Linked DNA regions of Homo sapiens: region 2 is linked to region 1. A link is a contact called in ENCODE Hi-C or POLR2A ChIA-PET data. All regions are on one chromosome and are shown on one strand. Each heading gives the region's core, a stretch centred on a gene start or an enhancer-like site at or near the end of the contact. The rest is flanking DNA. Distances are from core to core; before and after follow the strand shown.

Region 1 (5,770 bases), core at 2,601-5,100:
AGTGCGGCCAAATCATACACACGTTTAACCTACATGACTCCGAATCCTCACAAGGGAAAAAATAAGACTAATTACTTAGGTGGCTCCTGCACTCAGTACTTGCATCCCATTGGCAAGGGATGCCATCAAGCCTGAAACAGTCAAGAAGGTGGCCAAAACTGAGGGAGGGGAAGGTGAGTGGCTTTAAGAGTGTCATGACCATTAAGAAAAGGCTTATCCAACGTGTGATGATATCAGTATCCAACTTCTCAAGGAAGAAGCTGAGGAATTATATGAGGACACAGAAAAACACAGACTAAAGAGGAGTTAGAGGAAATGATACATCAATTACAAAGATAACCATGAAAAAGAAGAATCGGGAAGTTGGAACCTTCCTAGAATTGCCATTGTTCTAAGCAGCAACATGCTAGATTAATTTCTAAATAAGGTTCCTTGAAGGAATTACATACTGAGCATTACTTTGTACATTTTATATTTATGCATGCATCTTGCTGTATAGTGTTTATAACAAAACCACGTCTACTGCATGCTCACAGGAAACCTAAGAGATTTTCTTAAGAGCATATTTAGACTAGGCTTTACCTTGCTTGCTGACTTATCCCTCAGCCCAAGTACTAAATTATCACATTTAGTACTCAATTGGAGAGACAATAATTTATTCTAAAACTGAAAATAAACACTGCTTTTTGGGGGCAGGATGTTGGTCTCTAGTAAGGCACTTTTTGAAAGACTTCCAGGAATGGTTTGGACTTTTATGGGATTTTTCACTTTTATAACCTCTGCTCAGCAGCTGACTTATATACATTACATTCGGAATTTTAAAAAAATGAAAAAAGATTTAATGGCCACCTTCAAGAAGTTCTAATAAATTCTCTCAACAAATAAGAGTTGTATTTTAGTCTGCCTCATTTGTTCAGCGTTTTTCCCTCTCAGACTGCTGTCACATCTAAAAAAGGCAAGATTTAGCTGTGACACTTGATCGAAAGAACTCTGTACTCCAACCCAGGTGTGTGGGATGGAAGGGTCCCTGCGACAAAACACCCCTCATAATCCAAGTTCTTGTGTTACTCTTGCTCATGTGGCTGCACACCCCTCAGGAATTTGGCTCGCAGTAGGCCTTCCAGACATGCAAAGCCGCCATTATTATTGTGTGACCTTGCACAACCCACTTTCTCTAAGCCCAGTTTCATCTTCAAATCGAACAGGACTGGAGGAGTCTGGCAGTTCCTCAAAATGTCAAACACATAGTTACGACATGATCCAGCAACTCCACCCCTAGGTATAGACCTAAGAGAAATGAAAACATATGTTCATGGAAAAATTTGTATGTGAATGTTCACAACAGTATTATTCATAATAGCATCAAAGTGGAAGCCATCCAAATGTCCATCAATAGTTGACCAGATCAACAAAATGTGGTCTATCCATATAATCAAATACTTAGCCATAGAAAAGGAATGAAGTTCGGATACATTCTTCAACACCTGAAAGCATTATGCTAAAAGAAGTCAGACACAAAAGACCACGAGACAATTAAGATAAAGTTTCCGGAATAGACAAATCCATAGAGACAGATTACCAGTTGCCAGAGACAGGGAAAAGTGGGAAATGGGGGGGCGACTGCTAATAAGACAGGAGGTTTATTTTGGAGGGTGACGAAAATGTTTTAAAATTAGATTGTAGTGATGGTAATGGTTACATAACTCCGCGAATACGAAGACCACTGACTCGTACATTTCAGAAGGGTGACTTTTACAGAATTATATGGTATCTCAATAAAGCTATTTTAAAAAATTCAGAAGTAAAGACATTCCCCAGGCCATGTCCTGCAAGAATGACTTCACAGATACCAGCGTGAAGCTTCTAGAAAAGATAGAAAGAAACCCTCAGGGAAGGTAGAGCTCACTTCCCCAGGGGGAAAAATTCAAGAGGACAAATCAGATGATCTCTAGTTTCATGGAAGAGTCCTCCTGTGCTGAACTCGAAAGGCAAAGCAGAGGAGAAAAGACTGCATTTACCATTCCCCATATCTGCAATGGATATTCAAGAAGGTTCTTTAGTGTCGCGGCAGAACAGCATGCTGTAAGAGGTGGGATGTGAGTAAAATAAGAAGAGGAAACTGTCATAGGTAGGTACCAGATGCCAGAGGCACTCACTGCATGTGCTGCACATGTGGGTACTATAGTCATCCCTTGGTATCCACAGAAGGACTGGTTCCAGGACTCACCCCCTACCAAAATCCGCAGCTCAAGTCCCTTAAATAAAATGTAGTATTTGCATGTAACTTATGCCCATCCTCCCATCTACTTTAAGTCTTCTCTAGATTACTTAGAATACCTAATACAATGTAAATACTAAATAATTGTTATATATATATATTTTTAAATTTCTTTTTCCAAATATTTTTGATGCAACATTGGTTGAATCCACAGATTCGGAACCTGATAGCGAGAGCTGACTGTACTATCCTCATTCCACAGATATGAAAGAAGAGCGGTGCCTGAGGTGCACAAAAACATATAGGAAAGACTGGGTCAGTTGTCAAGAGGTTTGGGATGCAAAGGTTGGTTTGGAATTGGAGTCACTGCAGGTTATTTAGAATGATGATTGAAAAATGCAGATTAAGAAAATTAAACCTGGGAGTGGTACATCACACAGTGGCCCTCAAGCTTACCTACCCTTAACTCCTCATGCCCAGGCCTCACCTGCAATCAATTACATCAGAATTTCCTGGGTGGACCCAGCTGATTTTAACATATAGCTAACCACTGGTAACAGCAAGGTCTATTCAAATTCACTTAATCCCAGTAGCCCCCGGAGGTAAAGACTATTTTTATTTCCATTGTACAGATGTGGAAAGTGACTCGGAGGGGCCGGGCGCACCCCTGAGAAATCTTTACTTCTTATTTCCCCAACCTGCGCAACCTGACTCCAGAGCTGCATATTCTTACTTTCTATTAAAAGCAGAGTCTGTTTCTTATTCTTCCCTCGAGCACACAGGCTAACACCTCTTAGGTGATGGTAAATGTCTATTAGAAAAACAAAAAAGGGAGAGGTGGCTCCATTTAATTTTCCAACCTTCCTGGACTAGGTGCCAAACAAACCTGGTTAAAAAACCTCCTACCCAGCAAATCTCACCTTCTCCCAACCAAAACACGCTTCAAGCTCCATCTGCGCACCTCCTGGGCTTAGGGAGGCAAGGATGAAAGGCACAAGGTAAACAATCCTGCCTCTGGGGAGCTTTCAAGTTAGAACCTGAGAATAAGCCATATAAACAGATGACCAGCCTTTGAAAGTTGTTGTCAGGATTAAATGCATAATTTTGCAGAAGGCGTTTCGTTCGGGGCCTACCACGTGGAAAGCGCTCACCAGACGACAGCTGCAAATAAAATAAACTGCGCACCCCAACAGCGTTAGGGGCCCCGCCAATTCCTAACTCCCTGTCTTACCCCTTTGCTTCTTTCCTTGACTACCCCCACACCCGACCGAACTCCACCAGAGGCTGCGGCTCCTCTCGGGCATTGTCAGCTGCACCTTGCGCCCCAGCCCCACCAGCCCTGAACAAGGCGCCGGCGTTTCCAAGAACCAAGGGCTGCAGGCGCACGAGGAAAGCGCGGAGGAGTCAGTGACCGGGCGCACTCGGAAGCCTGGCTCCCCGTCCCGGCACTGTCTCGGCCGGCTGTGCGACCCCAGCACAGTACCTAGGCCCTTTCCTCTCTCGCCCTGGAGGACTTTCGGAAGAGCGAGATTTCCTTTCGCTGCAAAACACCAAACTCGGAAAGGGCCGCGCTTTCCTCGCCCAGGGCCCTTACCTTTCTTGGCCCCACGCGCTCGCCGTTACCCCGGCAACGCCGGCCGTGGGGCGGACACCGCTGCCGTCAAGCAGTGCGGCCGCAAAGCCAGCCGAGTGCGCAGCCGCAGAGCTCCCGTCGGGACTTGGCGGAGTGCGCCTGCGCACGGCCGGCTGGCGGGTGTTCTGTGCGCCAGCTCTGCCACTGCGGAGTATGAGGCGGAGGCTGCGTGCGCGCTTTGCTGCTCTCTGCAGGATTGTACGGAAGCCAGAACGATCCTGCAAGACGCATTTTACAGATGAGATGCAGTTACCCGTCAAATGTCACATAGTCACGTGGGAGGTGGGAGAGACCTAGAATCTTCGGCCCTCGGTGGATGGGATGTTTGAGGCGACCGACAGGACTTTATTAAATGGCCCTGAGGAAACTGATCTCATCTTTCTCAATGTAGAAAGAGGATCACAGCAGCGCACCTGTGTACGCTGCAGCATGCGGGGAACTTGCAAGGACGTTTTCTCTGGCAGACACCTGGCCAGAAGCCTCTGTGTGCCCAGACTGCCTGTGCAGTTAAGGGACAATAGGCGGCAGGTCCACCTGCTCTGCATCCCCATTTTCCCCCCTCACTGGCTGCGTGAGCTTGAATGACTGACAACCTTTCTGAGCTTGAGTTTACTGAAAAATGGGCCATCAGAATTACGGGAGATGAGCAAAACTGGAGTGCAATAGGAAGTGTAAGTTTCTCCTGACCTGGTTATTTTAAAGGAGCCCTGTGGGGAGTCCAATATATACTTTCCCAAATATGAATCACAGGAGTTCCACCACACAGACTAAGCAGGAGGCAAAGGAGGATGGCAAGGAAGTGTGGCAAATACTGCTGGAGAGATTCATGGTGCTAGATGTGATGATGGATGTTGAATTTTGGACTTCTGCCAATGTTCTTGCCTCCATTCCTTCACGCATGCTGTTGCCTCTATGTTCCCTCCCCTCTGTTAGCTGCAGTAATTCCTGGTCAGCCTTTAGGTCTCAGCTCAAATATCACCTCTTCCAGGAGACTTCTTGCCTTCCCAGACCTGCTTGGGTGACTTGCCTCTGTGCTCTGCAGTAGTCTGGCATGGCATGTGTTGTCCCTGTTTTTCTGGCCCTTTTTATTTTTTGAGACGGAGCCTGGCTCTGTCGCCCAGGCTGGAATGCAGTGGCACCATCTCAGCTCACTTACCTCACTGCAATCTCTGCCTCCCAGGTTCAGGTGATTCTCCTGCCTCAGCCTCCCGAGTAGCTCGGATTACAGGCGCCTGCCACCACGCCCGGCTGATTGTTATATTTTTAGTAGAAACGGGGTTTCACCACGTTGGCCAGGCTGGTCTCAAACTCCTGACCTCAAGCGATCCTCCCGCCTCGGCCTCCCAAAGTGCTGGGATTACAGGCTTGAGCCACTGCATCCTGCCTGGCCCTTTTTGAACTGCACTGTGGGCTTGCTCTTGGTAGAGTGAGATCATGTCGCAGCATTCAGTGGGTCCTCTGCTGCAAGGACCTTCACTGCTAGGCTAGGGAGTTCAGGTTTTAGATAAACCAAAATCAAAGAGCTTTGTGGTAAGAATGTTGCAAAAGAAAGGGAGAAAATTGGCAAGAGTCACAGGATATGGTAACAGGATGGATTGGGCAGGGGAGAGACAGCTGAAGAGAGGCTGTAATATCCGACCAGAACATGCCAATTTAAGAAATACTGGTTTTAGAATTAGAGGGCTTTAACAATGAAAGGGATTCAGAGGTTGTCCAGTTAAACTTCCTTATTTAACTGATAAGAAAACAGTTCCAGTGGCACTGTGAGTTGTCAGAGATAACCGAGCAGGTCTGAGGTGGGGCTGAGACTAGAGCCAGGTCTCTTAAATCCCATCCCAGCTCGTGGAAGGATTTGGGGTTTGCTGATAATGGGATCTCAAATTCCCCTCCCAAAAACATAAAAAAAGAAATTAAAAAAA
Region 2 (6,134 bases), core at 757-3,256, 2.6 Mb before region 1:
GTGAGCTGAGATCACGCCACTGCACTCCAGCCTGGGGGACAGAGTGAGACTCTGCCTCAAAAAAAAAAAAAAAAAAAAAAGAAAAAAGAAAAAAAAGAAACAATATCAAGAGCAGTGCCCAATCCACTGTGATTTCCAGAATTAACTTACAAGTTGAGGCCACATAGCTATTGCTTTTTTGAGCAAATGAAATGATGAATATGATATTTTTTTCTTTTCTTTTCTTTCTTTTTTTTTTTTTTTTTTGAGGTGGAGTTTCACTTTGTTGCCCAGGCTGGAGTGCAGTGGGACAATCTTGGCTCCCTGCAAACTCTGCCTCCTGGGTTCAAGCAATTCTTCTGCCTCAACCTCCTGAGTAGCTGGGATTACAGGCGAGCGACACCACACTCGACTAATGTTTTATATGTTTGGTAGAGACAGAGTTTCACCATGTTGGCCAGGCTGGTCTTGAACTCCTGACCTCAAGTTATCTGCCCACCTCGGCCTCCCAAAGTGCTGGGATTACAGGCGTGAGCCACCGCGCCCGACCAAATATGTTTTTTGTAAATGATAAAATGACAAGCAAAAATCATGATGGTTTAATAAACGTTCATTGCCCTACCCAAAACATAGTCCTGCCTGTAAGTGTGGCTCGTTTTGGGACCTCGGTGGCTTCAGACTTTCAAAAGGGTGGTTTTACTCCCAAAGTCCTGGCTTTTGGGACCTAAGGCAGAAGCTAGTGATGGAGACGGGGAGCTTGGCATGTTGCTTTGCTTCTGACAGGTTAGGAAGCCTCTTCCTTGTCTCCATCAGTAAACAAAGGGAAGTCATTATTCGCTCCTGCAGATGTTGTAACGTTAAAAAAAAATTGGCCATCAGATTGAGAGAAAAGGCTAAGTCACTGGAGCCAATTTCTTTTGTACAGATGAGAGAACTCAGGCGAAGAAAGGGGAAAGGACCTGCTCAAAGCCACAAAGTAACGTACAGCCAGGGCTAGAACCCAGATCTCTAGACCCCTAGTTCACTGCCCTTTCACTGGTGATTGCTTTCCAAAAACTCAATGCTCTCCAAGTCCGGAGCCCCATGTCCTTAAATGGAAGGTGATGGAGGCTCAGTGCTCCTGTCCAGAGACCAGGTGGGGAAGACTTTTTGGAGGCAGGGAAAGTGAGATGGGCAAAGCCAATATGCAGGACACCCTCCTACCTACCTACCTACCGTGCAATTACCTCAATCTTCACAACACTGTGAAGCGGAGACTATCATTATCATCCCCATTTTACTTCTGTAAAAGGGGGCCAGTAACACTGCAGGGATGTAAACGGAGGCCCAGGATCGTCCCATCGTCCCATCGTTCTCTGCAGCTCTTGCTCCTAGAGGCTGGCTATTGCTAAGGTCCAGAACGTGTGCAGGGCACAAAGCAAATAGGTCTCCGGGACTGGGATGAGGTTTTGCCTCTCTATACCCCGTGGTACCCAGCACAGCGTAGGCACGGGGTAGGTCCTGGCTGATCAATCGTCCTGCCTTTTGAAAATGCCATCTTTTCCACAGGCTTGGCCATGCTGTACACCCCGGGATACACCTTCTCATACCAAGTCTCCACTCTCATGTGGTTCTATTCTTGGACTTTCCATCGCCTCCACGTCCCCTGAATATTTTTTCTGTCTCTAGCTCTCAGGAACTTTGATTCCTTGGCTGCCTTATTCTTTGTGCACTTTGGTCAAGAGCCAAAGATCTACTGGTCTCAGCTTTCCCACCTGTACAAGGCGGTGCAGAGCCATTGGCTGGCTTTGACGCGCTATTAGTTCGAATTCGGGACGTAAGAACCGCACAAAATTACCGAGCCCCACTTTCTCTCCGCTCCCCACCATCCCCTCCCTCGTTCGGAAAGCGCCTGCGCAGAAGCCGCCGGCCCGCCCTCCACTATTCGAATCCGTATCCGCCCTTTTCGCGCCCTCGAAGACTCGGCGCTCGACAGGCGTCTACCAGCTTGTCTTCCGGTTTCGTCGCCGCCGCAGGCGCACCTGCCGAGTTCCGAGCGACCGATGGAGATGGCGGCTGCGGCTGAGTGACGGACGGTGGAGGCCCAGAGCCCGGGCCTGAAGGGGGGGACAAACCTGGGTGCCCGCAGGAGCCCGGCAGGGTACATACAGAGGGTCAGGCCCAGTCTGGGGGGCGGGGACACGACTCCTCCAGAACGGAGACGGGCGGGCCGTGTGTGGTTGTGGTGGGTGTGACGTGAGAGGTGGGAGATGGGGCTTTCAGGCCGTGCGTTTCGCTTGTGTGTGCCTTTGATGATTGGGCTCTGTGTGGTTGTGCGGTTACGCGGGGCGTATACACTTGGGTTTGGTTGTGCAGCTGTGGGTGGAGTGGGTGGGTGCTTGTCTCCCGAGCGGTTGTGTTTGATTCTCTGGTTGTGTAAAGCTGAAGCGTTTGTATTCTGAGTTCGTGTGGAGATGTTCGGAGTGTTTTGTGTGGTGTCTGTGCGATGTGTGACGTTGTCATGTCTGCTTCACGGGATTGAGTCGTTCGTGTTGTGTGTGGTCATGCGATGTGTGTATAATCATGTTAGTTATGTGGGTTGTGGTTGCGATCGTGAGGCCGGGTTGAGTGCGGCTGTGGGATGTGTCGTCGATGCGGCATGTGGCGGGGTGACATTCATGCTGGATGTACGGCTGCAGAACATGTAGCTATATTTATTTTTTTTATTTTTATTTTTTTTACTTTTTACGTGATTTAGAGTGCGAGGGGCTTGCTTATGTGTTCAGTTATGGTTGTGGGGTCCAATTCGGTGGTTGTGTTAGATTTCTTTATGGTGTATGCTTAGTTATATGATTTTGGAGTTCATTCATTTCTTCGTTCATTCATGGAGCTTTATTGTGCTGCTTCATTGTGTGTGCCAGGTACTGTGCTAAACCCTGGGGAGACGGCGAAGTGGAAAACATATAGAGTCTGTGCCCTCCCAGATTTTACAGTCTTACTTGGTCACTTCACGTATGTACCTGCGGTTATAAATTGAGATGAGTGCTGTGAAGGAGAAGTCCATTCTGATGCTCTGAGTAAGAGGCATTTCTTTTGAGGAAGTGAGGTTTGGGTTTGGGCTGAGGCGTGAAGGGTGGTTGTGTGGCATGGATGTGGTGGGCTTTGTGTTATTTGTGGTCGTTAGGGGTGAGTGCATGGGAAGAAAGGGAGCTGTCAGAGTCAGCATCAGATGAACCACTGGCTGGGGAGGGAACAGGCCAGACCTAGGGCTGCTATATTCCAGTGGAAAAGTTATGAAGTCACTGGGTTTCTTAACTAGAGGGAAAAAATAGGGACCTGGTGTCTCATTTGTTTATTTTCTGAGTTGCTGCCACCCTTCAGCTTTGAGGACCAGGCAGTCCCTCCTCGGTGGTCTTCTACAGTCCATCCAAAGCTGAGGGTCACACATCTCCCCTCACTATATACTGTGGCTTGTATCCCCAGGTTCTTGGGGAGAAATTTCTCTGCTTTTGTGGAATGGTTTTGTCTCAATTTCTCTTGTGACTGGGTGTCTTGATGAGGTGACATTGGAAGTGACTTTGCCATGAGCCAGTAAGAAAGAGAATGTAACTTATTAAGCCCTGAAGTGTTTAGGCCCCAAATCAATTTATTTATTTATTTATTTATTTATTTACTTTTTTGAGATGGAGTTTCGCTCTTGTTGCCCAGGCTGGAGTGCAATGGCATGATCTCGGCTCACTGCAACTTCCGCCTCCTGGGTTCAAGCAGTTCTCCTGCCTCAGTACCCCCACTAGCTGGGATTACAGGCGCCTACCACCACACCCGGCAAATTTTTGTATTTTTAGTAGAGATAGGGTTTCACCATATTGGCCAGGCTGGTCTCGAACTCCTGACCTCAGGTGATCCGCCTGCCTTGGCCTCCCAAAGTGCTGGGATTACAGGCTTGAGCCACCATGCCTGGCCAGCCTTTTATTTTTGAAGCAGTGAGAACATCAGGTTTGCTACTTAACTGTCACTTAATGGCTTATAAGATCTGTCAGGGTGCAGTGGCTCACATCTGTAATCTCAGCAGTTTGGGGGGGCTCAGGCAGGAGGATTGCCTGAGGCCAGGAGTTAGAGACCTGCCTGGGAAACATAGCAAGAACCTGTCTCTATAAATAATTTAAAAACTAGCTGGGTGTGGTGGCATACTCCTGTAGTCCCAGCTTCTTAGGAGGCTGAGGCAGGAGGATCACTTGAACCGAGAAGGTCGAGGCTGTTGTGAGCAATTATAGCTCACTGGGTGACAGAGCAAGATGCTGTCTCTTAAAAAGGAAAATATAGTACGCCCATTAGAGATAAGTGCTCTACAAATATAAAATAGATTTTTTCTTTTTGACTAGTAGGTTTCTATTGTTTCTCTTTAACTGATGTTAGGATTTTTGATTTTTTGTATGTTTTTATGGCAGATACTATATCTTTTTCATCTTTGCATTTCTAACACAGGTGTCTTACAAGTATCAAGAACTTACTATATGTGGTTGAATAAACAATCAAGGTAAAGAGCATCAAGTAAAAACTTCTGCTTGTTGATAAGTACTTCAGACATTCCCCCAGTGGCTGAAGTGGCATATGAATTATGAAGTTGGATCATTTGGAATGAATGTAAGAGAATTGCCAAGGTATTGTTTGCTTATTTCAAGAATCTGTGCTTCCCACTTCATTGAGTTTTTGTTCTCCAGTGATGTTTTCACATTTTAGGTTTTGCAGCTTGCTTGGTCTAAGGATTTGAGAAAGAGTTTGTTTTCTCAAACTTGCACTGAATAAACATTAAGTACCCCATTGAACTGTGAAAAGAATGAAGAAAATCCTCAATTGCTACCAGTTTGCCTGAATTGGCTTTTTTCCCTTCTTCTTTTCTTTCTTAGGGCTCCTCCTACTCCAGAGAGGAAACCTCATCCAGGGCCATGAAGCCACTTCCTCACCATCTGTGTGCTGCTTAAGCTAATGCTGCGGGAACCATGGTTCCTTGGGAGGAATCAAGCTGACTCTTGGCATGAGATTCCTGCCTTCCTAGGGTTGAGAGCGGCACTGCCATGGCTTCTCTGGACGACCCAGGGGAAGTGAGGGAGGGCTTCCTCTGCCCTCTGTGCCTGAAGGATCTGCAGTCTTTCTATCAGCTTCACTCACATTACGAGGAAGAACACTCAGGGGAAGACCGTGATGTCAAAGGGCAAATTAAAAGTAAGAGGCGAGGACCTTGCCTATCCCCTGCTGTCGTTGAGAGCTTTAACTCACGGGATAGTTCTCATCAGCTTTGGTGTTGCCACAGGAATATGATAATAGTAGTAGCAAACAGATGACTAGTGTTTGTCATGTGCCAGGCGTTTTCAGAGTTTCCCTGTTTATTAATTTCATTTAATCCTCACAATAACTGTGTGGCTGTAAGCCACATTTCGAACCAGACACAGAGAGATTAGATAACTTGTCTGAAGCCACTCAGAGAAACAATCTGACTTTGAGTCTAGTAAATGTAATTGCTGTGATCTGGCTTGACTGTTCTTTAACCACCAGCCTAACAGGGTTTGGAGAGGAATTTCTTTCCTTTGCTATGATGATGGAGGCACATTATGCACCCATTTTACCTGTCACAAATTTAAGACTTCCCACCATCCTTCCTTCCCCAATTGGTATCTTGCCCTCTATAGCCCAGAAAAAGGAAGGTCATAGTCGAAGAACAAAACAACCTAAAAACCTTGGTTTTTGAGCTTCCAAGAGCTCAGGTTTGAGAGAGTTGTGGAAAGAATTTTTCAAAGGTACTTTTCACTATACATATGTTTATTGTATTTCCTGGACATCAAATTCTAACCTCCAGATAAGATGCTGCTCCTCTGGGCGGGCACAGTGGCTCACGCCTCTATTCGCAGCACTTTGGGAGGCCAGAGTGGGCAGATCACTTGAGCTCAGGAGTTCAAGACCAGCCTGGGCAACATGGCGAAACCCCGTCTCACAAAAAAAATTAAAAAAAAAAACAACTAGCCGGGCGTGATGGTGCACGCCTGTAGTCCCAGCTACTCAGGAGACTGAGGTAGGAGGATCACTTGAGCCCAGGGAGGTCAAGGCTGTAGTGAGCGATGATCATGCCACTGCACTCGCACCTGGGCAACAGAGAGAGAGACACACACACACACAAACAC

What was found. A loop is a pair of places that touch in the nucleus more often than their neighbours do. ChIA-PET counts read pairs that join two places held with the same protein, here RNA polymerase II (POLR2A). Pooled maps may share reads with other maps.
Region 2: a loop to region 1 is called in a map of CD4-positive, alpha-beta T cell, with 12 times the contacts of the local background. The contact joins the promoter of RBSN here to the promoter of TSEN2 in region 1. A Hi-C loop is called at or near these places in 1 of 168 maps with a recorded cell type or tissue (CD4-positive, alpha-beta T cell) and 5 of 50 pooled maps. POLR2A ChIA-PET finds 5 or more read pairs at or near these places in 1 of 52 experiments (activated CD4-positive, alpha-beta T cell).

Annotation. Positions count from the first base shown.
Region 1 is chr3:12,482,560-12,488,329 of GRCh38, reverse strand. It overlaps TSEN2 (tRNA splicing endonuclease subunit 2), which reads right to left and starts at 3,850. Exons shown (of 12, transcript NM_025265.4): 1 at 3,450-3,850. RefSeq lists an enhancer at 3,507-3,926.
Region 2 is chr3:15,095,020-15,101,153 of GRCh38, reverse strand. It overlaps RBSN (rabenosyn, RAB effector), which reads left to right and starts at 2,006. Exons shown (of 14, transcript NM_022340.4): 1 at 2,006-2,119; 2 at 2,880-3,035; 3 at 4,444-4,619; 4 at 4,866-5,181. The coding sequence starts at 5,034. RefSeq lists enhancers at 1,919-2,048, 1,937-2,801 and a silencer at 3,139-3,218.